Linked DNA regions of Mus musculus: all the other regions are linked to region 1. The links are chromatin loops, found by intact Hi-C in ENCODE. Cell type or tissue: heart. All regions are shown on one strand. Links, peaks and the distances in the headings refer to the core of each region. The heading gives the core; the rest is flanking DNA. Region 1 holds the start of Acsf3 (acyl-CoA synthetase family member 3). Region 2 holds the start of Gm10612 (predicted gene 10612). Region 3 has its middle 22 kb from the start of Gm10612.

Region 1 (9,746 bases), core at 758-8,757:
TACCTTCAGATATATAATGAGTTTGAGGCCAGCCTGGAATTTACTAGACCATGTCTCAAAAAAACTTTATGAGTGAAAAATAACAAATGTTATCCACACAATCACAAGCATCAAGAATCCAGAAGAGGGGTCTGAAGATAAAGCTTAGCAGTTAAGAGCACTGGCTGCTCTTCTAGAGGACCCCAGTTCAATTGCTAGCACCCACATACACAACTGTCTGTAACTCTGTTTCAGGGTGTCTGACACACTCACACAGACATACATGCAGCCAAATCACCAATGTACATAAAATAACAACAAACAAACAAACAAACAAATAGTTTTTTAAAACACAGAAGGGCACAATCACACCTCCCACAAGTTGTACATGGTCTTCAGCCTCCATGGGTACTGTGGGATTTGCTGGCCAGTACACACTTGATGGGACTGTGAACAGAAGCCTCTGTTTTCTTCAGGCAGACTCTCCACAGGCTGTTCCTGAGTCTTCCCTCCGTGGAAGTTGGTTTCTCTAGATACAGGATCAATCAAGGAAACAACAAACAGGCTAGGGCACCTTCCATATCCTCCCTGGGAATGTACATGACCTCTCAGTGTCTAGCCATAAATTTGGGTCAGCCCTGTTCCATGTAGGCTGGACCAGCCTGGACACAGAAAACAGGTCAGAGACTGTCACGATCTCTTCTCTCAGTCACCAGGTACAAGGTGGCATCAGTACTCCCAGGGCTGGGTCTCACCAGGACACCAGTGCAGGCGCCTACAGAACAGGCCGCTTGCAGAAGGTAATGCGTTCACAGCTTGCGGAAGTTCCCCTCGTGAGCAAACTCCCTGCCAGCCAGATCTGGGCTATGCTTCAGTCAAGTGAGAAGGTGTGACCCAGGCGCCCCCAGCAGCTTCTGCTCATTAAGCTGGAGGTGCAAAGGACTTGGGGGAGGGGCTGAGTCCCCTTCCAGGATGCTGCAGTGAGGAGATTTTTTTTTCCTGGAAAGGGCAGGTGTGCAGGTGTCTGGAGTATGCGGGCATCTGATGGGGGCAGGGAAAGGTCTGGTGTCTGGTTGTGAGATGTGGCATAGAAAGTGCAGAGTCATCTCAACCACCTGAACCCAAGGTGGAAAAAGAGGCTGCATCTTGACTTGAAACTGTCACGTGGGATGGCTCAGCCATCTCCTCGAGGGAAGGTGGGAGCTGGCTTCCTGCCCAAGGCTGCAGGTGCTGCTGTCTGGCTACTACCATTTATCTCACATCTGTTGACAGGCACCTGTCCTGGACCACGATGGGGAGCCAGTGATGAAGAAGGCCAGAGTAATGGCAGTTCACACTTTCCCGCAGCAGGAAGTGCTCTGGTGGACTGAGCACACAGCCTCCCTCTGAGAGGCAACTGCTACACTCCACCCTTGCACTTGCAAAGTTCATGTGTCCACCTGATTCTCTGTGCCAGGCCCTTATGGCCTTGTCTCTGCTGGCTCTTTTGAATTCCTCCTATGAATTCCCTTGTTCTGTCTTTTCCACTTTCCCTTCCCGAAACCTCAAATCCTGCCCACCAGACTTCCCAGCAGACCCAGCCAATCTCTTCCCCCTCGATTTCCACCTCGGCTGTTTGTCCAGACACACCCCTCCCCCTTGTTTCCAGCCCTTCTGTGGAGGATCCTGCTTAGCCACCACTCTTCCTAGTCCTCAGGCCTTTGGGGAACTCTCTGCTAGAGCATCTTGGTCCTTCAGGACATCTGTAACTCAGCTGAGGACAGTAATGGGGGTCGTGCTGGAGTTTTCCTCACATGGATATGCCTGCTTTCTGCATTTGTTTTTCCTGGCTGGTTAGTCCACATCTCTTCTGTTAGTGACTATCTGGATAACCTCAAATATCTGGTCATTCCAGACAACCCATGCTGTGGTCACTGAAATGTCAATCAGAAGCTCAGGGGCTGGATGGGACTGGACCCTGTGGGCCTCTTGTTATTTGTGTGTGTGTGTGTGTGTGTGTGTGAGAGAGAGAGAGAGAGAGAGAGAGAGAGAGAGACAGAGACAGAGACAGAGACAGAGACAGAGACAGAGAGACCACAGAAGCCGGATCGCCCATGGAGCTTGAGTTACAGGCATTTGTGAATTGCTTGGTATAAGTGCTTAGAATCAAATTCAGACCCCCTGGGAGGGGAATACCACTGAGCCATCTCTCCAGCCACTCTATCTCTTCTCTTGATGGTTTTGTGGTTTTGTTTGTTTGTTTGTTTGTTTTTGAGACAATCTTATGTATCCCAAGCTGACCTCAAACTCTCTATGTAGTCAGATAACCCTGAATTTCTAATCCTTTTGCTTCCACATTCTAAATACTGTGATTAACATGTCTTGTTTAGGCATAATCCTGGGGGTTATGCTAACAACTGAGCACTCCAAACCCAAATCCAGACTCTTGATGATTTCCAAGGCCCAGGGGTCACAGAATCTGTCTCCATTCTGGCCATGTTTAGGACTATGCTTTGGGTGTAGACATTTAAGCATAGAAGTCCTAGGGTCTGTGGTGTAAATCCCAATGTTAGACATTTTGATTCACGTTGATTCTCTGCCTCTTCCTCTCTTTGATCTCACTTGCCAAAAAAGGGAAAAGAAAAGGAAACAAAAAGTTTGTTAGAAACTGTATAACTTCAGAAGCCTCCTGAATTTTGTGTATGGCTATTGTAAAGACACCCAGTGCTCTCCTCAGAAGCCCACATCAGTACTAGGGCGTCTACCATCCTTCGCCTAAATCAGTTCCCTCACCAGTATGTCTCAATGGTAATGCTTAAAACTATATTAAAGCTACGTCTTGCTAACTCCAAATGTGCTTCATAATGAATCTTCCTGAAAGCCTAAGTCAAGAATCCGTGTTTTACCTACATGGAGGTCTGTGAGACTTCCCCAGCTGCTGCAGGGAGAGGAGTTTTGTCTATAGCTTTGCTGCCACTGACAAACAGACCTTAGTGTTTCAAGGTTTATCTTTACTGTACAGAAAGCATTTAGTATCCTACCCTAAAACTGGCTGTGGAGGCATAGATCTGTAATCCCTATACTCAGGAGGCTGAGGCAGTGGGATTACCAGGAGTTTAATGCCATCCTGTGCTACAGAATGAGACCTTGCCTCCATCCTGCCACAGTTCCTGGTCTGTGTCACAGAGGTGTGTTTAGCATATAGACCCCCCCAGCTGCAAGCCGAGGAACCCCTCTTCAGGGGCCAAGGGAGTCCATTTACATCCTGATTTGGCGAAGATGGTGACCACAGCTGTGTGGTCCCTTTGGCCACGGGAGCCATCATGCCTATTAAAATGATCGTTGAGAGCTGAGAATACAGCTCCAAGTCGTTGCGGTGCTTGTCTAGCATGTGTGAAGCCCCAGGTTTCATCCTTGGCACTACGTAAGCCGAATGTGGCGAAGCAAGCCTATAATTAGTCATCTCTCAAAAGGTAGAGGTAGGTTACCCTTAGCTACATTGCTGGCTTGGGCTACATGAGACCCTGTCTCAATAACAACAGTTAAATAGGACCCAATGCAAACAACTCACAGTACTTGTTCCATCAGGACAATGGATCCAGAGATCTGGTAACAGATGTCAGGCACCTAAAGGCCACTCTCTGCCAGTCCCTCTCAAGACTTGCGAGCAGATGGAGTATGCGAATGAGCAGGAACGTTCGTTCCCGGAACGCATTTCTCAGGCGCTGCATCCCGGGACGTATTAGATCGACGGACACTTTTCGCCTGCGGACACTTTTAGGTGTAGGACTCATTCCGGCCCGCTTCACCTACCTGGACAACCTCGCACTCCCGTGCCCCACCCCTGACACCCCCACCCCAACCCCGCCTGACCCCAGGTGAGCGCGCAGCAGACTACAAGAAAGGGGGTGTCGAGGTGAGCTGGAGCTGACCCGGGGGCCGTGGGACCTGTCGGGCAGGTGTCTGTCACAGCGTGAGGGACACTTCTGTAAGGACCCGGGATGACGTCACACGAAACCCCTCCCCGATTTGTTTGCGCCGAGCACCGTGTGGGATGCAGGTCGCCAGGGTCCTGGCTCGGATGGGTCCCGAGAGCCGACTAGGGCGTCAGGGACGGGACCAGCGTGCATGCGAGGAAGGGCTTCTGGATTTGGAAGCGGGTCCGGGAATTTCTCTAAAAGAGAAGTGTGTTGATTCTCATCCTGGAAGGGAGGGAACTTGCCTGTGGCTGACCACTAAGACCCGTGAGAGCCTCCAGATACTGCTGTAGGAGCACATCTAAGCCATAGGCTGTCCCGAGAGGGAGTCCTGAAATCGGAAATGCGCTAAGCGTTTTCAAGGCCAACGTGATTATTGTAAAACCGGTGTCCCTGCTGCCCTTGTCTCCAGACGGATGTAGACATACCTTTCTGATGACATCCCTGGACATGAAGTGGGTCAGGGAACCATGCACAGCCAGATGCCCTGAATAGACAGTGTTTTGCCCTAAAGAACTGGCTCTGGTTGGACGAGCTGGGAGTTAGCTCAATGCTGACAGATGTTTAATGATTGGGCCAGGCTCATGCTTGAAGACTTTCTTAGTTGGGGTTTCTATTCCTGCACAAACATTATGACCTAGAAGCAAGTTGGGGAAGAAAGGGTTTATTCAGCTTACACTTCCATGTTGCTGTTCATCACCAAAGGAAGTCAGGACTGGAACTCAAACAGGTCAGAAAGCAGGAGCTGACGCAGAGGCCATGGAGGGACATTCCTTACTGGCTTGCTTCCCCTGGCTTGCTCAGCCTGCTTTCTTATAGAACCCAAGAGTACCAGCCCAGGAATGGCACCACCCACAATGGGTCCTCCAACCCTTGATCACTAATTGAGAAAAGGCCTTGCAGCTGGATCTCATGGAGGCACTTCCTTAAGGGAGGCTCCTTTTTCTGTGATAAATCAGGCTTGTGTTAAATTGACACAAATCCAGCCAGTACAAAGACCAAAGTGGCTTTGGAGGCCTGCACTGGTCCCATTTCCATATATGAGAGAGTAAGACAGTGCCTCAGAGGGGACATGGTAGAACTTATAAGAACTGACGATGGCACAGCAGTGCCACCCCAGCATGAGTACAGCTGTCCACACAGGAATCAGTTTGCTCTTTCCTCTACCACCCTCTCTGACCTGTCACCCCAGGGTCAGTGTGTCCTCCTCATGGGGGCCACTGTTCTTGCTGGTGTGGGTGTCTCCTCACAGAATGAGGGCCCCATGGGTAACTGTAACTGAGTCTATTCCACAAGGAGCCTGGCTTGATACCTCCTGATGCCCAGTGTCTGTCCATGGCTACCAACGTTCAGGGCTCAGGACTCTACCCCAGAGGTCCTGGAGCTGCATCAACTCTGCCTGCTCCAAATCTTGTGACCACCCTACTGTGTTGCTTATGCCTGGTTAGCCAGGTTGACTCAGCCCTACCACCTCATGGGGTACGGAGGTGTCCAAAGGAGGGTGCCAGATAGATTGGTGGAGGCCAGCGCTCTATTACACAAGTGTGTTTGAGTGTCTCTGATCTACTTATGCTTTTCAAAGGACCATTGGCTAGTGTCAGTTAATGCCATGATCACTTGTGTGAGCGTACTGTATGCACAACTTTTGTGTCCCTAAGGTCGTAGTGTTAATGCAACAAGGGGGGAAGGTTTGCACGTATTTGTGCTACTGCTAAGAGGGCTTCTTTCTCATGATCCAAGCTCTTGCCCTCCCTAGGACTAGAGGCCTGTATCAGGAGGGCTCTCCCATGCCCTTGTTCCTGTGTGCCATCATCTCTCCAGGCAATTCTTCATCAGTAACCTGGTCTCCGGGGTTCCTTTGTGCAGCTTCCTGATGCTGATGAGTTTCCACATCTGGGTGCTAGGCAACAGGCAGTACCTCCTGAGTGCTGGGCTCTCTGGGTGCTTCAGAAGGAGAGTTGTGCCATTTGGAGGCTGTAGTGTAGCATCATGTTAGATGCTTCTGGTGTCTCTCACACAGCAGGTCTTTCTGTGTGAGTTTCTCTATTTTCTGTTCCCTTGTGCAGAGAAAATAGATGAATGACAGATGTTATATCCTTCCTGTTGATCCACTCTTCCCCCAGAGCATCCTGGGACATCTCACACTCTAACCCACAGGAATCTGGTCCCAAGTCTGTAACTCAGAAATACCACCCAGCGCGTCTTTCTCTTGCTTTTGGCATCTCTGACTGTGAAACAAATAGAGAAGTTGTTGGCGTGAGAATTAAAGCACCCCGATTTACTCCGTGCTTGCTGACTTCTGGAAGCCCACATGGCTGTCAAGTTCTTGGCTTCTCTTGCCTAGCCCTGCTGTCGCCTGCATTTTTTTTTTTTTGGTGTCTTTATAGAAGTAGAAATCCAGAGTGTGAACAGCCTGGGACCTCTGAGCCCCTGTGGAGCAGAGCTGAGAGCAGCTGTGGGGCCCTCACTGCCTCATGCAGACCCCATGTGCTTAGAGCCTGCAAGCAGCCACAAGCTAACTTCTGCACAGAAAAGTGAGGTGGAGTTCTCCTGCTATCTTGACCTGAGCACCTGGATAGAAGCGAGAGCAGCCAAGCCCAGCAAGAAGGCAGGCAAGCAGTCATTCCCAAAGGTCTTGAGCACAGAACAAAATTTAGTATTCAGACTATTTATTGATGTAGAATTTGTTTTGTCAGGTAATTATGTAAGTATTGCAAATAGTCTGTATATAAGAGAATAACGCTATCCTGGTGTGGTGGCACATACTTTTAATTCCAGCACTGAAGAGGTAGGCTGATCTCTGAGTTCAAGGCCAGCCTGGTCTACAGAGAGAGGTCTAGGACAGCCAGAGCTACACAGTGAGACTCTTCCTAAAAACAAAGCTGTGTTTAGTACATATAGCAGGCAGTGGCGTGTTGGCTTACCCCGGCAAGCTAATGAAAAAGAAAAGTTGGTATGTGTCAGAAAGAACATGCTAGTGGAGACAGACTTCACAGAGGGAATGTGACATGCAGTTGTCTTCGAGATGCAGAGGGAACTGAAGGGAGGCGAGGCAAGGGTATGTCCTTCTCCTGGGCCTCCTAGGATATTGTAAGGCTCTCAGCTATCACCCCAGAGCATGCCAGCTGTTGTATCTGTCAGGGAACATTAGCCACATGGCCTGGGGTGGTGGCAAGGTTCCCATCAGCAAGTGACTTTATTGACTTCATATGAGTGATGTCTAGTGTGAATGTGTAGTGCCTCGATAAGAGACAGGTAGCAGTGCCCTCAGCCCACCATAACCTCTGCACTGATCACTGATCCAGCTCAGCTGTGTCTGCCAAAGCAGGCATGGCCTCTTGCCTCTTAACTGTGGTTGGGGAGGCTGCTCAAATGAAAGCCACAAGTGATTGGTGGGTAGGTGAGGCTGAAGCCAAAGGGCCTTAGTGGGGAGTGATGTGTTCTAACTGATGGAGTCCAGACAGGGTGGGGGTTGTCATCTTGCCAGATAATAAGGAACATGTGACATGAGGGTTATAAAGCCAGAGCAGGGGACATTGCTAGCTAGCACTGGGGAGCGGATCTAGAACAGAGCCGGTGTGGAAGTGTGATGGCCCCTCTGTGTTGCTCTGGGATGGACCTCAGCTTCACAGAGCTCAGCAGTGACCTCCTCCCTCTCCTGAGCACACAGCTGCTGCGTATTTCATTACAACTTAGTAGTTGTACTCGGGAAGACAAACTGATGTTGTCTAGCCTTCCTTAGGTTCTGCTGAGTCGCGTTTGCTGAATCACCACGCTTTGGGGCACGCTGGGAGAAGTAGCTGTGTCTTCCTGAGCAGGCTGTGTCTCAGATGGGATCTGAGAGGGGCGAGGGTGACTTTGGAGTCCCTGCAATGCCTGTGTCTACTAACTAGTGATTTTCCAGGCTCAGAATCACAAAATCCATTATTCAGGTTTTACCTTACGTATACTGTATTTGGTTTCTCTAACTTTAAATTATTCGGAACTTTTGCATGGTTTTGAACTCTTTAAAGAATGCAAATAAAAAGCTTTGATACTAGACACTTTCTAAACAGGTTGTACCACGGAGAGTGTTAGCCCCTTTGTTTAGGGGATGCTATGTTAAGAGTTTCTGTAGCCTTTGGGTGTGTTTGGAGGGTTTTAAACCTTGCTATGGTGTGCTTTGGGTGTGTTTGGAGGGCGTGTTTTAAACCTTGCTATGGGCAGGGATTGGGTGGGCACCAGATTCTCACACTCTACACTCTCATCCTCCCCAGCCCAGCCAGTGGTTTGTCGGTGTGATGCCACCTCACTTGGCACTGCCCTTCAGGCGTCTCTTCTGGTCCTTGGCCTCCAGTCAGCTGATTCCCAGAAGACACCGAGGACATAGCCTCCTGCCTACCACCCCAGAGGCCCACACGGATGGGAGTGTCCCGGTATTCATCCGTGCCCTGGCCTTTGGGGACAGGATTGCCCTTATTGACAAATATGGCCATCACACCTACAGGGAACTGTATGATCGCAGCCTTTGTCTGGCCCAGGAGATCTGCAGGCTTCAGGGTTGTAAAGTTGGGGACCTCCAGGAAGAAAGGGTCTCCTTCCTGTGCTCCAATGACGTCTCCTACGTTGTAGCACAGTGGGCCTCCTGGATGAGTGGTGGTGTTGCTGTCCCACTGTACTGGAAGCACCCTGAGGCCCAGCTGGAGTATTTCATCCAGGACTCCCGGAGCTCTTTGGTGGTGGTTGGCCAGGAGTACTTGGAGCGGCTAAGTCCACTGGCTCAGAGGCTGGGAGTCCCTCTTCTGCCGCTCACGCCTGCCGTCTACCATGGAGCAACAGAGAAGCCCACAGAGCAGCCAGTTGAAGAGAGTGGGTGGCGTGACCGGGGTGCCATGATCTTCTACACCAGCGGGACCACAGGGAGGCCCAAGGGTGCACTGAGCACCCACCGTAACCTAGCCGCTGTGGTGAGTGCCAGGGTGCTCCTGGGGCCTCTCTGTACTCCTCTCTCACTGTCCTGGCCTCATTTATGGTCACCACTGAGTGGGGCCCTGAGGTGCTTCCCGGGGTGGCCTGCTTTTCTAGTGTCATTCACAGCTGTCACTACCCTGTAAATTCTGAAATGCTTGGTGACAAGGAGTAGCAGTGACCCATCAGCTTACAGTAGGTGGTGGTGAGGCACACAGAACAGGGGGATCACTGGATCCCTGCATTGTCGGGGTGTGTGATCAGTACCTAAGGTTGGGATTTATGAGCGCCCTAGAAACAGGAGCCACTTCTCGGTCAACTCCAGCCTTGTGTGTTAGCTTTATATTCTGCCACGCCCAGAACCAGTCACTGACTGTGCTCACTTTTTACAAAGTGTGACTATGTCCTGGGAAGTCTCCTTACAGTAGGAACAGTGAAGTGAAGCGCCAGGCAGCGGACAGAGGAGGGAAAAAGTGAATCCCAGGCTCCTGGCTCCTGGCTCACGAAGTATGCATGGTTCCAGCCATCGGGCTCACGGGTGTGATGAGTTGTGTGCAGCATCACTCTGGAGGAGATGCTCAGATTAAAGACCATCTACCTTAGTAGAGGCCCAGGCTGTGGTGGCCTGCTGGAGCCAGTATCATCACCTTGATGGTCTAGCGACCACGACTAGAAGGAAGGAACAAGGGCCCTGTCTGATCTTCCTCCCCTTCTCAGGATGCCCTAGAGACTTGTCTGCCAGTGCCACCCCCTGCAGCCTCTCACCCCTGTTCATAGGCAGTGCTGTTCCCCACAGGTGACTGGGCTGGTCCACTCATGGGCGTGGACTAAAAACGATGTGATCCTTCACGTCCTCCCGCTGCA
Region 2 (9,746 bases), core at 1-8,000, 78 kb before region 1:
TCCTCCTGGGCTGGGTAGACCTGCATCTGGGAACTTCATGGAGAATTCACCATGCTGGCCACACCTCCAGGCCTATACTACTCCCAGGGATGGGTGGGTAGATCACTTTCAGAGAGACCACTTTCTCTCCTCTCCTGGCTTCCCCCACTGAGGTGGTGGGCAGTTCTAGAAGGAGCAGGTCAGGCATTCCCTCAGGGATCAGAGACCAGGGGCTTATCTAGGCTAGCACGCCCACCAAGCTTTCAGCGTAACCTACAGGAAGAACCGAAAGTTGCCCTTGCCTGAGGAGTAGCTTGCAGCTTCCCCCATCCCACCCCCACCCCCACCCCCGGGGACACTGTCTCTAGGAAGCTGGCCTGGACTGCACACACCCTACTCAGATCTCAATCTTCCTGGCCTCTTATCTTTGTCTTACTGATGAAGATGGTATGTGGTATGGGGATGACAGGCTATCTCCCAGGAGGAACTGTCTTCTTGTCCCCAGGGTGGGAGGAGAGAACGTTAGGGCTTACAGCAGTAGCATTTACCTTGCCTTACCTGGACTCTGTGTGAGTGGATGGGGACACTGTCCATCGTGACAGCAAGAGGAACAAGAGGTCTGGTGGTGACCCCTACTTAGCCTCCATATTCTCTTCTGCCCATGCTGGGGTCTCTGCCTTCCTCTATCTGCCTGACTTTTGCAAACTGTCCCTCATGATGGTCTCTCTCTCTCTCTCTCTCTCTCTCTCTCTCTCTCTCTCTCTCTCTGTGTGTGTGTGTGTGTGTGTGTGTGTGTGTGTCTTCCAGATAGGACCAAGGGATGACCAAGGCTCCACAGCTGGTCCTTTCACTCCAGGGCTGAGCTTGTGGGGCTATGTCTTTTACCGCAGCAGAGATCCTTGCACTTGAACCCACGTGCCCCTAAATCTAGGCTGCAGGCTCAGCAAAGCATGCTGGGTGCTCTTGGGAGCCTCTGTATCATCTTCTGCTGTCTCTCAAGACACAACCTCACACAGAAAGAAGCTCCTGAGACCATGTGGCCAGCAAGACAGAGGTAGACGTGGAGGCAGGACAGGCCACAACCTATTGCTTCAGGCTTCTGAGCACACCAGGCCTGAGTCAGGAAGGAGAGGGGCTGGAGGTTGAGGGTGGAGCTCAAGGTCACAGCCCAGGATCAGAGCTGGCGAGCCTAACAGGAAGGTCTCTATGAAGGTGTTTTGGCACAACATGGGTCAGAGGTCATCTTCACATCATACAAACTTGAGTCAGAAGCCACCATCCCCTGAAGCAGATACCGGTCAGAGGTCACTGTCACCTCACACAGAAATCGTCAGAGGTCACCTCATTTCAAGCAGATGTGGGTGAGAGATCACAGTCACTCACACAGATTTAGGCCAAAGGTCACCATCATTCCATCAGACCAGGGCCAAAGGTCACTGTTAGCTGTCTGCAAACTCCCATGAGGCCCACAGTTCTGCTTTCTGGGACATGTCACCTCAGACATTTTTCTCCCACATTAGTCTTCTCTCATCCGTTGGGAGCCTGCCTCCTCTGTGAGTCACATCCCTGGCAAAGCTGGTCCCACCAACAAGCACAGAGGCCAGGCAGCCTACATGGAGGCTAAGTGTGAAGTGGAAGTACTCGTGGGCTTCTATGCTGGTCTTTACTGTGGCTGCCCTGGGATGTCCTCTGTGCCCCTGGCGGCCGGAACCCATGGGATCAGCCATGAAAGTAAGGCTCTGGTTTCCTGTAAGTGGCAGTTGCCGTGCACAGCAGACCTGGACAGCACCCTCCCTCCATCCTGCACCAGACCTAAAATGACTGAAATCCCAGGATCAGTGTCCTTGCCAGAAAGGCAGCCTTAGAAGGATGCAGACAGGGTGGGCAAGGCTGCCATAGATGAGGGGTGCCTAGATCCAGCAGGAGCTGGAAGAGGCAGGCTGGATGCTCTAGTGGAGGTGTGAGCAACCCTCCGACAGCCTGGTCCCTGCCTGTGAGAGACCCCCCCTGGAAACCCACTGTGTCAGCTCCCCATTCATCTCTAGTTAACACAGGGAATGATTCCAGGGCTGGCTGCACCATGACACCAAAAGGCGTGGCCCCCAAGTCATTCCTACAAAATGGCCCAACATCGGCACAGAACCTGTGCATGTGTGCTGGGTGACATGATCTCTAACACATATGGACAGACCTATAAAAACAACTACAAGAGACCCAGTGTTTCTCTGGAGTAATTTCTATTCAGGGTTAGTGGAATCTATGCACGTGGAAGGGCCCCATGAACATTCAAGCTCAGTGGTGGGACTGGTGGGAGGAGGAGGGAAGAGAACAGGGAGAGGGAGAGAGGAGACAGAGAGGGGTCAGGGGAGAGGAGGGAGGAGGGAATACTTAGTAGAATCTAGCTAGCCCAGGGTTGGGCTCAGAACTTCAGTCTGGGCTGAGATATCTGTCTCTACCTTGTCCCTCCTGCCTCCGCTTGGGCTCCTGCACCAAGTGGCACTCTCTACCTCCTGCTTGACGAACTGGGCCCCATGTTTCTCTAAGGCCACACCAGCAAGCTTGGCTTAAGGGGATACATCCATCTGGATCCTCCAGCCTACAATGTCTGTGGGTAGTGTTCAAGGTCTCCCTCAGTATGCGGCACCCTCCTGGCCCCACTCCTGGGAAGCAAGCCACCATCCAATCAAACCTCCAAGACCTACAGTGCCCTGCTATGAATAGTGCCCACAATAGATGCCTAATAAACACAAGACTGTGAACACTCTACCTGACCTGCTTCTGCCCCGCGGCACTCTGGGGTCTGCAGTAGACAGGAATACCACACCAGCATTCCAAGGAGTGGGGTGGCTTTGTGCAGTGCTGACCCCTTGTTCCTTTCTCTGTCACAGGGATGATGAAAGTCCATGCCCTGGCTATCCACCTCACCCATAGCCTGGCATGCCTCAGCTCACAGCAGAGTCCTACTCTGTTGCTGTTAACGGTGAACCCAGCTTACGGTGTTCGGTATGTACTGGCTTTGTAGGGCAAAGGTTGTTGGCAATCAACAAAGCCAATTAACCCATGTTCTGTCTCCAAGATTTTCAGATTCCTGGAGGGTTACAGTCATCTAAACCTGCCAAAGTGGCTCAGCTTTATGCTGCCTCTGGTGTTGATTTCTGGCATTACAGAGCCCCACATTTGTCTCCTTGGGTGAGGTTTTTAGGGAGTTACTGGGATGCACCAAGTGGGGACATTACACTGGTGGGTGAGTATTCTGTCAGAGACATATGCAGACTGCTCTGGGCACCTCTGCTCCACCAATACCCCATCCATGTTAAAGGCACAACCAAGTTCAAACACATCTCGTGGCCCTGAGCTTCAAAGGGCCCTCCAAACTGCTCTATCCAAATGGCACAGTGGCCTTTCTCCCACCTCCGGCTGACTTCTTGCCTTCCTCCCAGTCTCAGAGGAGCCATGTGGGAGATTGGGATAGAAGGGAGGAAGGACCTGGCCCAGGGCAGGAAGCAAAGGGGACAGATTTGGCGGCAGCTCTCAGGGCGGTGGGTCTATGAGGACATCCTCTGGGAAGGGTAGTTCCCTTGCGCTCGCCTGCAGGGTAGTCACATCTGGGTCTGTGAACAAGAGCATTCTCCCTGGTGTCTTTGAATCCCACACCTGGCCAAAGCCCAAAATAACACATGTTGTTGTGGGGAAGTTGGGCCACATATACCTGGGCACCATCGTTTGAGTCCTGTATGTTTTGGACGACCTGGGGTCTGGATGTTTGGGCCTTGGGAAAGCCGCAGGTTTGGGCAAACCTCGCAGTGTTTCCCTCTGCAGAAAAGGGTGCCGTGGGCCCAGGATCTGGACGTGAATCTGACTGCCACAGCACAAGCACCGTGGGCTCAGGCAGGATCCAAAGGCTGCCTAGAGTGTGGCCATGTGCCTGTGAGCCGGGATGGAGCCACCTGCTTGCATCTCTGAGTCCTTGAGGTTCTTGGAGTGAGGTGAGTGATGTAGGGGAAATGGCTGCTTGCTGAATTTCCCTCCCTAAAGCCAGCAGCCCCTGGCTGGAAATGAGGTTGAGACAGGTCCTCATTTCCCCCAATGCTCTGCTGGAAGTAATGCTTATGTGCCCGGGCCTGCCCTGTCCTGCCCTTAACCTCCTCTTTGTATTTAGAAGTATCTGAGAGCCCCTGAGTTCTAGCCTAAGCCCCCACTGTAGAAGACACAGCCCATTCCCTCCTACACAGAGCCATGCACCTGCCTCTGGGTGGGGCCAGGATTCAGGCTTGGCAGCTGCCATGCTCTTACGGGGCCACCTGCCCCAGCTGTGAGGGACACGTTCCTGTTGGTGGGGGGACTGTGTTGATATTTGAGGTAGGTCAACACAGCCACGCTGTCAACAAAGCTGGACACACACACACACACACACACACACACACACACACACGGCAGCTTGGAGATGTCACCTTCCTGTCACCTGCTCCACCTGTTTTAGCTTCTGACTCTTTAATCTCCCCCCATCCCCTTCCCCCAGCCTCTTACCTGGGCTTCCATTCTGAAGACCCCGGGGTCCCGAGAGGAGTGCCCCACTCTCCAGAGTGGTGGTGGATGCCTGGGACATGGAGCTGCAGATGGAGCCGGAGATTGATGGTACCTGGGGCTGGAGGGAGCTGGCCGGCCTCCAGAGCCCACCCTGAAGCACCTTTTCTGATTTCGTGGGGTCTGGAGAGAACAGGAGGGCTGGAGGAGCTTTGGCGTCTCGGAGCCCGTGCCTCTGTTCCTTGGAGGCTCCAGGCCTTTCTAGTCACTACAGCCGGCAGAGCTGGGTTGTGGCCCTGGACGGAGGGTGGGAGTCTGCAGGGCCTCATGTGACACGGGGCGGGCTTGGGGACAGCATGGGGGAGGTCCTCCTGCAGCCTTCAGGGGTGAGGCAGCCAGCTGTGTCACAGTGATAATGCGGTGGGGGTCGGGGGCCTGCAGCTGTGCCCAGAGCTTCCTCGTCAGGAACCATCTGCCTGGTTGCCGGTTCTCCCTCCACCATGCCATTCCGGTCTGACTTCCCAACAACTTCCTCCTATCCCGCCTGTAGCCCTGAGACCTCCCACTGGGCCCAATCTGGTGTGGCTCATGGAGTGTGTTTCCTCCACCCTGGAGTAATGTCCATCCTGGCCAGAGCCTCTGGCTCATCTGTCTATCTTCCCATGGGGCATAGCCCTTCCTGTGGCCTGGGAGGTCCAGAGACTCCACCCACTTTGCCTGCCTTCAGCCACACTTTGCCCAAGACCAAGAAACCCTTTCTATTTGCCCTCCAATGAACGACCTATTGGGGGTGCTGGCAGAGTCAGGAGTGAGCATGGTCAGGACTCTGACCAGCCTCCTGCCCACCCATGGCTCAGGTGGTCTCTCCATCACCATCAGTGGTTCTCTGGTCACCTCTTGCCTGGAAGAATCTCCATTGTCATGTTGTGCCTGGCCTCAGATAGGATCAGGGTCACAGTCTAGTCTCCCAGCTGTGGAAACCCCATCCTATATTACCTTCTTTAAAGGAAGCTTGAGCCAAACAGGCCACACATAGGCAGTTGGCCTCTCTGCCTAGTGACCTGGAGCTTGCTAGAAAGGCTGTCTACTTGGGAGAAACTCCAGGCCCCTTTCCAAGTGAATCCCAGTAGAAATAATGCTATTATAGCTTCAGGTTCCAGAGAAAGCCACTTACTAAACGGTGATGAAACTATAGGGTGGTTTCATGGGAAGGAATAATGTTCTCTTAAACCTGGTAAGGGTTCCCAGACATGGTCCTAGGATGCTAATAGGGCCACTATGCTTTGCTTTGATTTAACGTTTAGCTTGTTCATGTAGATAGTTGGCTACTAAAAACCCCTTGTTTCATGTCTTCCTGGATGTCACTGTCTTGGCCTTGAGTGTCTTGAAATTAAGAGTAATACAACAAGCTACAAGCTTAGGTCTTGAGTTCCAAAACATGGGGTCCTGCTTGCCCCTTCTACCCTGCTGGCTGACTGTTCTCTTCAGGGTTTGAGGAGAGAGGACCCTGCTGTGAGATAGGACAGTCCACCAGTGTCACTGTGTTCCCTGTGTTCTGATGAGGGTGGAGCATGGGATCAACGAGGGCACTGGGTTGTGTCTGTTTATTTTCAGTGCCAGCAGTCCTGCAGGGGCCAGGCTCCTTGACCTCTGAAGAACAGAGCAGTGTCATGGTCCCCAGAACCAGTGCAGCTGAGCCACAGCCCCTCCCCCCAAATATATCAGAGTGAGTGAGTGAGCCAAGGAAGGGTTTGGATCAGGGGCAGTGAGGGGTTTTTGAAAACAGCCCCTAGCCCAAGAGGCAGCAGGGCTGGACCCTGGGTGCGGCTGGTGGGAGTGGGTGGCTCCCCACCAGCTCCGAGGCAGATGTTCCTGGCTTGCACCTGTGGGGCCCACAGATGGGACACTTCCGCTTTCAAGAGGAGGCCTGGCGTTGCTTACTGCCCTGTCCGCATGCTTTTCCAATCAGCAGGTCTCACGGAGGTGGGGTTTGAAAGAGAAGAAAGTTGCTCACAAGTGGGGGACTGCCCCAGCACCTGGGGGTGATCATCCGCTCCCTATGCCCCCAGGAGGGCAGTTGGTGTTTGTGGGGAAGTAGACGTTGGTTGTGGCTTTCTGCGCTGGGTGGTCCGATAGATAAGGAAGGAGTGGGGAAGGAAGTGGCTGCAGAGAGCTTGAGGGGCCGCGGTTCCCTGCAGAAACCATGGCCGTCTGCAGTCTGCACCCAGCTTTATGCCAGGGATTGGGGGCTCCCTCCTGTTCCCTCACACTCTTCCCATGCCAGGGTGGCCAGACATCAAGATGGCCTTGCTTCTGTCTTTTGGAAACTGCAGGAGACAGCTGTCCATCAAAGTTCTCTAATGATGTGGCTGAGTGATTCCAGGTTGGGGCAGCCTTCCTTCCAGGCCTTTAGGAATCTGCTGTCTAACCAGAAAGCTGAGAATAGGAATTCAGAGGCTATGGAGACTGGAGGCAAGGAGGCACTCAGCTTACACTGTCTCCTCTTCTAGGTTGTGAGACTCTATGAGTGCTGGGTAGGTAGATGAACAGATGCATCATGGATGGATGGGTGGACAGACAGACAGATGAAAAGAAGAGGCTACACAAGTCTCATAGCAATCCACTTTATACAGAAAGGATAGGGTCTGCAGGTTGATGTCTCTAGTCTCTAAACCCATCAAGGAGGGCCGTAAGTCCCAGCCGCTCCAGATTGGGGGGAGGGGGGAGAACAGTGACCTGTGCAGCTCCTTGTGAGCTGAGCGGCAGGCCACCAACTTCTGCTTCTTGGTCCCAAGTGAGGTTTGTCTAGTTAGGGTGGGTAGCAGGAGCCATACACTGGGTGACAGGTGAGCCTGTCCAGTGCTGGCCACCAACCCTGCCCAGTACAGGGTGGGGCTGAGCAAACTCAGAACCAGAGAGCAGGTGACACAGCGCATGGCTGGGTGACACGTGGAAATCCGGGACGGGGACTGTGATCATCAGATGTACATCTGGAGAGGACAAGCCTGCTTTTGGGTCCCTAGGCTGGAATTAACCCCTTGTGAGGGTTGGAATTGGGACCCAATGTTTTAGGGGCTTGCTTACATCTCTGGAAAACTCTACGGCTGCCCCTTAAGGTGCTTCTGAGAACAGAAATAAATTCAGCAAACCACACAGGAAGCGCATCTGCTGAACACCTGGATGTGCGAGGCCTGCCTGTGACCTCGGAGAACCCACTCAGCCTCTAGTGAGGCACAAGTGTCAGCGTTGCCACCACCAGCACATCACTGCCACCAGTGCATCACCTGGAGGCTCAGCAAGGTCACCCAGCAGCTGAAAAAGGGCTGGCATTTTTTCAGCCAGGCTTAACCCAGATTGGTGAATCTGTAGGCATCTATGACCCAAACTGTCAGGCACAAAGTCCTATCTACCTTGGCCACTGTTACATCAAGCCCGGGTCCCTCAGCCGCAGGAAACCAAGGTGTCCCAAGGGAGAGTCCAGCCTGTATATGACCCAGCACACAATGCAATGACCCACAGAAGCAGGCATCCTGAGAGCCTGGGTGCTGCCTGCTTATTGGTGGGGAAGCCCCTTCTGAAGCCACTTTCTCTTTAAGGGGCCAGTGTGGAGGGCAGCCCCTGGTTTCTTTATGACTGTGAGGTTGGGGCTGGAGGCTCACCCTTCTTGGGGAGTTGCTCTCCTCAGCAATCTCTTTTAATTTCACTTCCTTTGGGTCTGGGAAGCCAGAAGTGCAGCTGGCCCGGGGCAGCAGGTGCCTGAACCACAGAGGCAGAAACAGGCAGAGATGAGAAAATCTCCCTTAGGCGTGAGCACTGTTTCCTTCGTAATTTCTCACTCCATCTATCTTTCTTTGGTGTTGAAGGGCGCTTTAAAGGGAGCTCTAAATAGGCCTGGACAGTGTACTGGTAGCATTCTGAATACTCTGTTGCAGCAGGCAGCCACAGAACCTGGTGCCTGCTGGTCAGCTTCCCTTGGGGCCTCCAACCCCGCCTTCACAGTCACACCAAGGGTGCCGCCCTTCCTCCAGTCGGTGGGCTGTTTGCAGGTGTGTCGTGGTCATGGAGATCCTGGTAGGCCTGGCTGAGAGAGTGACGGGTGTTTTAGGCACCTGGAAGGATTTGGGAGACGCTTGGAGTCAAAGCTTTTGGATCTGATGAGTCACTGGTGTGGCTAGCCAGGTTTCCTCCTGAAACTGGACCCTCTGTGTAAACTAGTGCTGCCATTGAAGTAACCTCAGAACAGAATGGAAGGGAACTTAACTTGTATCTGCGAGGAAAACAAATTTGCATTGCTTTTTAAAAATGAAGTTTCTAGTAACATTTTTCTGTGCACGTGCAGATCACGGTCCAGTTTAGAGGCTGTGGGGCTCGACCACGGGCTTTCACTAAACTTTTTTTTTTTTTTTTTAATTTAAGACAAGGGCTCAAGTAGCCCAGGCTGACCTCCAACTAACTATGTAACTATGACTGGTCTTGAACCCCTGATTTTTTTTGCCTCTATTTCCTGAATGTTGGAAGTACAGGCACGCACTACCATGTCTGGCTATTATCTGTAATCTTAAACATCAGGTAGGACTGGTGAAATTGGTCAGTGGGTAAAGGCACTTGCCACCAAGCTTGAAAACCTGAGAGAAAGTGGAAGGGGAGAACCAACTCTCTGTACTTTTCTATTCTCTGACCTACACACACACACACACACACACACACACACACACACATACACACATACCCACATATATACACAGAGACACACGCACATACACACATATACAGAGACACATGCATGGACAAATGCATAGACATACACATACACACACATATATATACACACACACTCTCATATATACACACATAGAAACACACACATACACACATACACACTTATACACAAAGACACATGCACAGACAAATGCACTGACATAAACACACACATACACATATTCACACACTCAAACACTCACACACAGACACACATACTTACACACAAACACACACATAGACACACACACTTACACACTCACATATAGACACACACTTACTCACTCTCTCTCTCTCTCTCACACACACACACAGAAAGAGAGAGAGTAAAATATAATAGAAAATTTTAAATCACACGCCCCCCACCCCCTTGAAGGCCCAGTCGGCACTGTTTCCAAACACCAGTGCCTCCATGGGCTACTGGATGCTCTCTGGTTCCTCCTTGCTGAGTGTCTGGTCTCATGAAGGTCTCACTCTGGACTCTG
Region 3 (9,746 bases), core at 566-8,565, 57 kb before region 1:
CAGGCTGCAATGTACAAGGCCATTTGACATACTGGGATGATTCCCGAGCCTTGGTGAGGCCTGGATGGGCCTGTTTGGTACACATCAGTGGGATGCCATTAGGTCATCCTGACCTGTCTTAGTGTCCAGGAAGATTGCACATAGTCAGTCAGTGGGTTCGAGGCATAGAGGCAGCTGTGGCTTTTACTCCAGCTTTGTGTGCCTTCCCTGTGCCTACTAACTCCTAACCAAGAATGACAAGCCCACCTCTGCTCTGAACCCCTCTGTTTCCCTGAACACAGGCACAGTTGTGTTCCAAGTATAACCGAGTCCTCGCTGAGTCCCAAGGGCCTAGGAAGGGCAGAAGCCTGGCTCTGGTGGGCTCCTGACTCTCTGGAGAGCTGCAGCGCCATGGTGGCCCGTTCCTTCTACCACTCCAGCATACCTTCCCTGCCTGCGCACAGCACGTGAACCAGTGACACTCTGTGGACAGGCAGGTCTTGTGTCCCGAATTGACATGGCCATTGATATCATTGATATATAGACCCTGTACAAGGGACCTCTGGGACCCTTGTAGGGTACAGAATTGGGAAAAGTGGGTGGCAGATGGGGGTCACACGCTGGGACGGCTCCACGGAGCCCATGGCTGGCACACACCTACGGTTTGGGCATTTGGTTCTGTTGATGGCAGTCATTCTCCTCTGACTTTCCTGTGGCCTAGACAGAAGATGGATTAACCAAGGCCGTGACAAGGCCATGTGCCCTGATTCTCTGTCTTTGAGGGTAGCACCAAATCGCTTCCAGTCCTTGGAAGGGGTCTATAAAGTCTGAAATTTACCTTACTGTTGAGTGATTTCTCTCCACCCCCCATGAAATGTTACTCACCCCAGATTGAGAAGACACCCACCATCCAAAGAAAGAATTCGGGTTACCTACAGGCACATGGGGATCTCACAGGTACCTAAACTAACAGAACTTCTCCGGGTAATTTATGGGCAAGATTCCTGCTCCTGTCAACCTTCCATCTCTGATACAACCTGGGGGAGGGGTCTGGTGAGTCCCATGAGTCCCATGAATCTCCCTGCTCCCTCCACTGTGAGGGTCTCACGGGGGTGATAATAGATGCTTTATTTCGATAGGGTGACGGCCAAGTCCAGCCTGGACACAGCTAAACACCTCTGACCATACACAGTGAAAAACACTATAGCCGGGAGTGGCCAGGGGAGGCTGGGTGTTGGTCAGGGATTTTCCAGCTGTGGAAAGTGGAAGTTGGAGCCATGGCTTGGGAAGGAGAGAAACAGGAATCTAGGCGGGTCACAGGAGGCAAAAGGGCACCAGGGCAGTGAGATCTTGGTGCTCAGTGCTAGGGTGGCTGGTGTGGAGGTGACATCATGGCATTGCAAGCTTTATATGTGTGAAGCCATAGTCCAGGGGTGAGATGGAGCAACTGAGCTGTGCCAGGGGAGCAAGGCAGCTGCCATGGAGCTGAGAGTGAGAGCTGATGAAATCCAGGGTGGGTGGAGCAGAGGGAGATACCCACAGCATCCGCTGGCAGGTGGGGAAGGATCCAGATGATCCCGTGTGGGAAGAGCAACTAGAGGTGCCCCTTGGGAGATGTTAGGGTGATGGGGCAGAGGTCAAGGGTCATATTTCCTGCCTCATAACGTGATATCAGAGATGTGAAATGGAGAAGGAAGAGGATCCAAAGTGGATCCTACCTTTTGGGAGGTGATAGGCAAGAAGCCCTAGGAAACCGGGAACCTGGAGGCCAGGCAAGCATAGGTGTTCCCAGAGAGGTGGGAGTAAGGAAAAGCAAGACAGAGAAGAAGCAGGCAGCCTGGGCCTCAGGGTCCCAGGCTGAGACCTCGGGCACACTGTCATGGAAGCTTGCCCCTCACTCGAGTGGTCCTGGCTGAGCCCTCTCTAGCCCACCCACAGCTGGCAGGCTCGCCTGCTTCATCCCAGCTTTGAGGCTTTGCCTCTAAAAATAGGCGCTGCCTGGGAGAAGAGGCAGATGGACAGCTGCCCCCTGGCCTTCTGCATCTGGCACACAGCTGTGCGGCCTGGCAGATCGCCTGGCTGGCACCAAGAGCAAATGGAGCATCCTCTGCAGAGGAGGCTGCAGGCTGAGGATGAGACTGGTCCACAGCAGAGACTCTAGGTCCCAGGTAGCCCTAGACCGCCCTCCGCTGACCATGTCCCAGATGCCCAGGAAAGACATAGGATGCTCTTGGCACACAGCTGTAGGCACTGTGGGCCCGCGTGTGCTTCTTTTTCTTCCTTATGATCCCATCCACAATGGCCATGAGGGGATCCAGGGAGTCAAAACCACATCAAATGCCTGCCATGGCTCCAGTCCATCTGGGTTCTGTTCCTCTCAGCTCTGTCCTGAGTCCTTCTGTCCCCCTGTCTCACTCCTCTTTCCTCACCTGGAGCCTTGTGGAGCCTCCCAGACGTCAGACAGTGCCAGCTTGACCAGGACCCTCCCTCCTTGCCTTGCCTGAGGACTTCCCTACCTCTCTGGGAAGGCCTGCAATGCTGTCTCCTAACCCTTGAGCCTGGGACATGTAGGGTCTATATTTTACATGTAGGAGCAGCAGCTCGGGATGGTGAGGTCCCACCATGAGCTCCAAGATGGCCTCAAGGTGCTGATCCTGTCTGCACCATAAGAGGAACAGCCATAGCCAGTCCGTGACTGCCCAGCCGTCACGGCAGGATGTTTGCTCCTGAGGCAGAGCTGACAGACATACTGAGCGGTCATCAGCAGTCAGTGTCTCTGCTGTGTCACCATCTCCCCAACACTGTGACCTACTGCAATCAGTGTCACCTGTGGAATTTACATGCAGCAAAGGAGACACATAACAGTTAAACCCCTTTGGACAAATGCGGGGTCCTGCTGTAGTCACTGTCTGCCTGTCTGCTGTATACACTGTCCCCTGTCTGCTGTATGCACTGTACCACAGTCAGCTTGCACAACTCCACCTCTTCACTCCAGAATCCACGACCCCCTTGCCATTTGGATGGGATTCCTAAGACCCCCCTCCCCTCATGTGCCAGCTAAATACCCTATGAAAATGCTCATAGCAAGGCTTTCCCATGCGGCTTTTAGCTCTCCTTGTTCAATTCCAGATGTGTTCCTGTTGGGTGTATAACTAATTCATTCTTCCCATTGCCAGGAAACATGGGCCCTTGACAGCATCACCTGCGTGACCCCGGGTGACCATTTCTGTTGTGTTTGGTTTCCATCCAGTCCCCCCACTCCAGGGTACTGTGACTCGTTCATTCCAGGACTCTCGGCTCAGTTTGCCTAGGACATCTGCTCCTCTCAACACCAGTGCCCACCTGTGCCAGGCCACCTGCATGTAAGACAGAAACCTGGTTTCTCGGCTTCCTGTGACCTCTTCCTTGGACCTGCGGCTGGGGCCACCCTGGGGATTTCCCAGCACCTCCTGCTTAACAGGGCCAGAAACGCTCCTTTGTGACCACGCTGGGCATCCATCTTACCAGATCCACTGTGTCCAATGTCCCCACTGTCATAGGCCCCTCCCAGGATCCAGCATGTCTCTCTGATACCCAAGCTTGCTATCTCTGCCACCTCTTCCTCCTCCAGTCTACTTCTCTGTTTCCTCTGGCCTGAACCTCTAGATATTCTCCTCTAAGCCACCGGAGAATGGCCAGACCCTTTTGTGTGTTGGGAGAGCCGTAGGGCAGGTGACTCATCAATCAAGGAGGATCTGACCCCCAGATCTTCCTGAGCTGCTTGGGTGGGATCAAAGTTTCACCATCTCCAAAGAAAGAGGAAGGATGAGGGGACTTCTCCTCCCTATAACCTTTGACCTTTCTCTTCGTCATGACAAAAATCACTTGGAGTTCTGCTGGGCTCCAGGACTTTCTAATCCCCTATTTCAGGTCAGGCCTCAGTGGACTCACCAGATCCTTATAGGAACATCTGGGTCAGCTGGGCAGCTGGGCTCCTCCATGGGTGAGGTGGGACTTGCCGAAGCTCAGGTTTTTGAACGGAGGCTCAGGACCCCCAGGAAGAAGGATGGACATCTAACTGTGAGGCCCCGGGAGTCAGAGTACACACTTGGAGATCCACGGCCATGACAGTCGTGTGGCTCTCAGTTTCCCGAACTTGACACCCCTGAACCTATTAGCTGGCTCCAGGCCTGCTGGAGCCTCCTGCCAACGGGCCAATCCCTCCCTGTAAGTTAATCATTCATTCAACAAACGCCCCTTGGGCAGCTTTGGGCAGGAGTCACTACTGAGATCGAAAGTGAACTGGGTCTCCATTGGAGCCGAGTGGGGTTCACAGTGGAAGCTTCCTGAGACTGCTGGAACAGTAGACTCCATAGTACAGGCTTAAAACAGAAGCCAGGTTGGGCAGGTGGCCCAATGGGTAAGAGTATTTGCTGTGAAACCAAGATCTTAGTTCAAATCCCCAGCACCCATGTAAACACGGCTGTTTGGCTGTAACTGCAGTATTGGTAGGTGGAGAAACCAGGCTCAAAGTGGAGAGTTTCAGGTTCAGTCACACACACACACATACACACACACACACACACACACACACACACCTCCCATCACCAATACCTGGATGCCAGGCTGGCTCCATCCTGAAATGCCTGCCTCATGTGGCAGTGCCCATGCCCACGTGTGTCTGAATCTTTCTTTTCTAAGAACGCTGTCAGTGGATCTAGGACCGTTCCACCGCTCTTGCCACAAAGATCCTTCACTTAATGTCACCCACAAAGACCTTTGTAAAAATAAGGTCAATGTTTGCCATTGCAAGGTTTAAGACTCTGACCTGTGGTAGGGGAGTTGATGGTCTTGGACCAGGGAACCGTTGGGGGTGTGTGGGTGGGTGTGGGTGTGGGTCTGGAGTTGACCGGGATGGGGCAGCACAGACTGTCAGAAAAAAGATAAACACAGGGTGGCAGGGAGAGGTGGGGGAGGGCAGTGGGACTTCCAGGCCAGGAGACTTCTTACCCAAGAGGGGCTTCAGGGTACACTTCCCACGTGCTGCCTAAAGGAGGCAGTAAGGGCAGCGTTGCCCCTCTGCAAAGTAGGGCTTAGCAGAGCTCAGCACCAACTCCTTCCAAATTCTGGTGTGCACATGACCTGTCCCAGCCTGCCTGCTGTCCCGCCCTCTCTGTCACAAGTTTCCAGCCAGAAGCAAGTGGCCACAGCTGATAACCTCCCAGAACCTTGGTTTCCTCGTCTGTGAGAAGAAGATAACCACATCTCCTGAAATCAGGGGCTGTGTGGAGACACAGGCCAGGAGCTCTGGACCGACCACAGGCAGGCAGCACAGCCCCTCAGGGCAGCCTCTGAGCCTGCATGGTCAGCCAGCATGGGGGGTAGTCTCAGGGGCTTGTGGGTCAGTCTCCTTAACCACCAAGAGGATGCTGAGCTGACCCATGGGTCACTTGGAGGGGACAGATGGGGTGGGAACCAAAGTCCTGGGTGAGGAGAGAGAAGGGCAGGGAGAAGAAGCCACGAGCGTGGAACCAGGGAGGAAATCATAGCCCCCACTGCAGACAAACACGAACAGAGAGAGGGACCAAAGGGCTAGAGTGGGGCTCCACCTCTCCCGCTTTTCTCCAACGTGGGCAAGGAGCGGGGGAGGGGGGAGTAAGATGTAGGCGACCCACAGACTTGCCTTCTTGCAGAGAAAATATTCCCTGAAAGACATTAAATGAAGTAAATAGGAGAGATAAAAATGGAAATATCAAGGCAGCAACTTCTCTTCTGATTATAAAGCGAGCGGCGGAGGCGGGGTGGGGCGGGCCTGCGGGAGACGCAGCTGCAGCAGCCGGCCGGGCTGATAAGGGCTCTGGCAGCCTGCGCGGGCAAGATAAAGCCAGGCGCCGCTGCCCTCAATCCCGGCCATCATCAATATTCACAGGGCCTGACCAACTGGCATCGCAGATAGAATAAATATAGACTGCCAGCTATTACCGAGACCTTATTAATCCGCTTGCAGGCATTTAAAGGCCGTGGAAAATAGGGGGGGGGGTGAGCGCAACCATCAATAGCTCGACTCATCATCAAATACTTTCCTTACGGTTCCTCTCCTCCCCATTGTCTCAGGGTCTCAACGTTCTCTTAGAGATGAGGTTTTGGCACACAGATGGAGGGGCCAGGTGGGGAGGATTCAAACACCTGGTGGAGGGGATGCCAGGGGGTTACAGCTGTCCCTGGAGTCCTCCTGAGCTCTGAATGCATTCTCAGGGCAGACCTCACCCGCCTTGAGAAGTGTGTGCTGGCATCCAGCGTTCCCCTTCCCTTAAGCTGTCAGAGCCTGACTGGATGCTGGCTCACACAAGCACATTTATCACAGGAAGGGAAAACAGGGACATGCCCAGAGCAGCAGGGTTACTGCTGAAACCGGTCCAGCCAAGGCTGCTCGCCTGCCCAGACCCCACGGCTCCTGGCTGCTACAGTGTGCAATAGGCCTCCTGACTGGGTCTCCTGTGGTCCATTTGACTTCCGTGCCAGTCTCTCTTTGTAAGTGGCCTTGACAGGGGCCAGGCACCCAGGCATCTGGCTCCTTGTCGTCGTCGTCGTTGTCACATCTCAGTGGAGATACTTCCCTCTACAGAGGCCTTCTGCCTGTCACTATTCATACTGAGGCTTCCCCCCCAAACACAACAGGACGCACCATCTGACCCCAGATCTGGGGACAGAGCCCGGCTTGTGGGCACTCCTGGGCACATTGAGAGGGGAAGGAGAAAGACTCACCAGCCTTGGATGCTGGGTGGGGCTGGAGATACAGGATGTATGGGCAGGGAGCCTAAGGGCAGTCAGAAAAGATGCTTCAGGCAGAAGCAATGGATGGAGCAAAGGCTGAAAAGGACGCTCAGCTTGCCTTCTGCCTCTGGCACAGCACACATACCATCCTGGGCACAGATCACGCTTGCAGATCTTGGTTGGACTCCTTAGCTGCATACCTGAGGCAGGATCTTGTGGCAAGCGGCCTTTTGGAAGGTGACAGGGATACGAGGCCAAGGATATAGATCCAGCGGGAGCTTGAACCTGCACACATTCCAGGTGAGATGTCGGAAGTCATGAGGTGTAGAAGCCGTGCACCCCTGATCTACCTGTGGAACCAGGAGTTCCAATGTTCTTATCCCTGCACAAAAGATCCCAATCCCCATCCAAGGATTTGCTTTATTTTCGTTTTACATGTGTGGAGGAGGTCTTGCTTGCATGTATTTCTGTTTACTGTGTGTGGGCAGGGTGCTTAGAAGCCAGAAGAGGGTATAGGACTGAAGTTACAGATGGTTGTGAGCCGCCATACAAGTGCTGGGAATTGAGCCAGGGTCCTCTGGAAAACCGGAACCTACCAGAGCTCTTAACTATTGGCTGAACAGTCTCTCTACTGCCCCCACCCACCCCCGTCTCTCTGGTTTGCTGTAAACTCCTGAGAGGGCTCTGAGAGCCAAAGAGATGCCAGGATGGTCAGAGACAAGGTCCTGCATGGAGCAAGGCAGACCTGTGGCATCATCACACCTACAGGCTGAGCTCAGTGCCCAGCAGAGCTTGTAGCTGGCGTGGCGCTTAGCTCCAAGGGCCCAGATGGGGCTTCATCTCTCTCTTGGAAGCCACGCCTCCTCAGTCTCCTGCTGGTCCTGCCTCACACACCTACATCAAACATTCTCTAGCGACCTGTAAGTACTTCCAAGCTAAGCAGGCAGGCCCATCGAGGGTGTCACCCAAGGAAGAGAAACCTTGGCCATCTTCCAGGTTCCAGCCTGCTCACTCCCTTCCAGGAAGGGTCCCAGCATCAGCCATGAAAGGCCTTGAGAGATGAGCATCAGATCCCATCCGTCTGCTCTGCGTGTGCAAAGTTGCATGCTTGCTTCTCACAACTCTACCATAGCCAGGGAAACCGAGGCACAGAAGGCAACTATGCCTGAACTTAGATGGACCTTGGAAAAGACAAAATTGGATCACACACTGTCTCTACCCTTCCTGCTTACATGGCTTCAGACATGTCCCCAACCTCTGAGCCTGTCCTGCCTCCTGTGAGCTTGACACAGGAACTCCCAACAAGGATGCTAGGGATGCCAAGGGGACACAGTGATGCTGTGTCCCCTTGTTCCACACTCTGCTGTCTTTGCTGCCTCTTAATGCCAGTCAGCAGACAGCGCAGGGTTCAGCCCTTGCTTGTGCCTCAGGAAAGTGTACTGAGTGCAATGAGAAATGGCTTCTGAAGACAGGGCAGGAACTGCTGCAACCCTCCTCTTTGACACATGTTTTTGACTGACAGGATCCTTCTAGGTTTTGGAGCAATCTGGTCTTCTAAATGCAGTCACATTCCAGTGGCCTGTTCTCAGCCTTAACTCCACTTCCAGCCCCCACAAAGAAAGGGTCTGTTTTAGGATTGGCTCCTTACTGATCAAATGCCACAGAGGCAAGGGCCAGAGGGCTCAGGTAAATATAAATATCAGCCACATTGTCATTCATTAGAACAGTGAGCAGAGGGTTGGGAACAGAGACAGGAGGCTCTCTCTTGAGAGTGGGTTATGGAGGTGACAGGGGCTCAGTGACCCGCCCACATGTCCTCATCCAAGTCTGATGGTGTGATAGTCAGTTTAAACTGTCAATGTGACACAATCTGGATCACCTGGGAGTGTCAGTGAGGTGCTGCCAAGGTTGGGATGGTCTGTGAGGATTGTATTGATTGCACTAATTGAGACGGTTCACACATTGCGGGTGACCATGGCGGGTGACCCATGGTGGAGCAGGGTTTCTGGGTTGAATAAGCATAGGAGAGAGCAAGCTGAGCACTAGCGTGTGCCTCTATCAATCCGCCTCGCTCTGCTCCTGACTGCACGTGCAACATGACCGGTTCTCTCAAGTGCTTGCTTCTTTGTCTTCCCTGTGATGGACTATGAGCTAACACAAAAGTGTTCTTCCCTCAATGGCTCCTCATAGGATGCTCTAGCTTGGCAAACAAGAAACAAAAATAAGCAAGAGCCTGTACCGTGGCTGGGCCGCTGACTCTGGAGGACAGATAATCCTCAGAGGGTGTGACTCCCATTACAGGTGGTCTCTGGGAGCAGCAAATGGGGTGATGAGCACGGCGTCCTCCAGAGCTGGTCACCACCACCATCTCAGCTTTGCAAATAAGACACAGGGAATGGGGGGGGGGGGTCTGGTGGCAGGTGGGCGGTCTCATTGCTCATGGCGTGTGGGACCTGCCGGCCACCGTGGGAATGGAAAAGGAGACAACGCATGCGGACACAGAGGAGCGTCTAGACACTGTTCTAGGCACAGGGCTAAAGCCTGATATCCCAGGTTTATCCATGCTGGGGGTAAATGGAAATGTCAAAGGGTCCAGAAGGTGTATGCAGGGCTCCCCATGTAGATTTAAAAAGTCGGAGGAGAGGCCTGGGGGTGCTGTTCTACCCACAACACTGTCCTCTCATTGGCTGGAACACAGCATCTGTCCTGCAGCCTTCACAGTGACCATCCAAGGCCTGGAGATGCAGGAGAAGAATGTGAGTCACCAGACGGGGCTCTGAGAGGGATGGAGACAGGGAGAGACAGAGGGGAAGGAAAAGACAAGGAGGGAGGGAAAGGGAGGGGGCTTGTGTCTGGATGTCGTTTCCTGGCAGTCGTGTTCCCAGGGTGTGAACTTTTCCTTTGATTATTTCCCACTATCTGTTTCCCAGGATCCCTTTCAGGTCACTGGCGGGGAGGGTGGCATGACTGCCCATCAGAACTCAGGGAAACGGACCACATTTAAATACATCAGG

Evidence for each region. A loop is a pair of places that touch in the nucleus more often than their neighbours do. Peaks named below come from ENCODE experiments on the same cell type or tissue, not always from the same donor. Only the 100,000 strongest peaks of a DNase experiment are listed, where the experiment ranks them.
Region 2: a loop joins it to region 1, with 1.8 times the contacts of the local background. A loop is called at or near these places in 3 of 42 quality-filtered maps.
Region 3: it touches region 1 in a loop (1.8-fold over the local background); 4 of 42 quality-filtered maps call a loop at or near these places.

Annotation. Positions count from the first base shown.
Region 1 is chr8:122,771,755-122,781,500 of GRCm38, forward strand. Acsf3 (acyl-CoA synthetase family member 3) reads left to right here and starts at 3,732. Exons shown (of 10, transcript NM_144932.4): 1 at 3,732-3,836; 2 at 8,192-8,881; 3 at 9,679-9,746. The coding sequence starts at 8,216. It overlaps Gm39271 (a long non-coding RNA gene), which reads right to left and starts at 3,694. Exons shown (of 3, transcript XR_879309.2): 1 at 3,530-3,694; 2 at 352-2,579. In heart, for the core only: no CTCF peak of the experiment used is centred there; a DNase peak (open chromatin) is centred at 3,887; H3K4me3 peaks cover 1,349 bases; H3K27ac peaks cover 1,380 bases; H3K27me3 peaks cover 1,749 bases.
Region 2 is chr8:122,694,309-122,704,054 of GRCm38, forward strand. Gm10612 (predicted gene 10612) reads left to right here and starts at 3,551. Exons shown (of 3, transcript NR_166074.1): 1 at 3,551-3,711; 2 at 3,799-3,965; 3 at 4,499-5,852. It also overlaps a transcript of Cbfa2t3 not described here. In heart, for the core only: a CTCF peak has its summit at 3,134; DNase peaks (open chromatin) are centred at 3,473, 4,993 and 6,493; H3K4me3 peaks cover 3,472 bases; H3K27ac peaks cover 5,260 bases; H3K27me3 peaks cover 1,166 bases.
Region 3 is chr8:122,714,729-122,724,474 of GRCm38, forward strand. No RefSeq gene overlaps it. Among named protein-coding and RNA genes, the nearest start is that of Gm10612, 22 kb to the left of the region's middle. In heart, for the core only: a CTCF peak has its summit at 5,013; DNase peaks (open chromatin) are centred at 1,271, 5,223, 5,793, 6,279 and 1 weaker place; H3K4me3 peaks cover 1,576 bases; H3K27ac peaks cover 3,699 bases; H3K27me3 peaks cover 4,208 bases.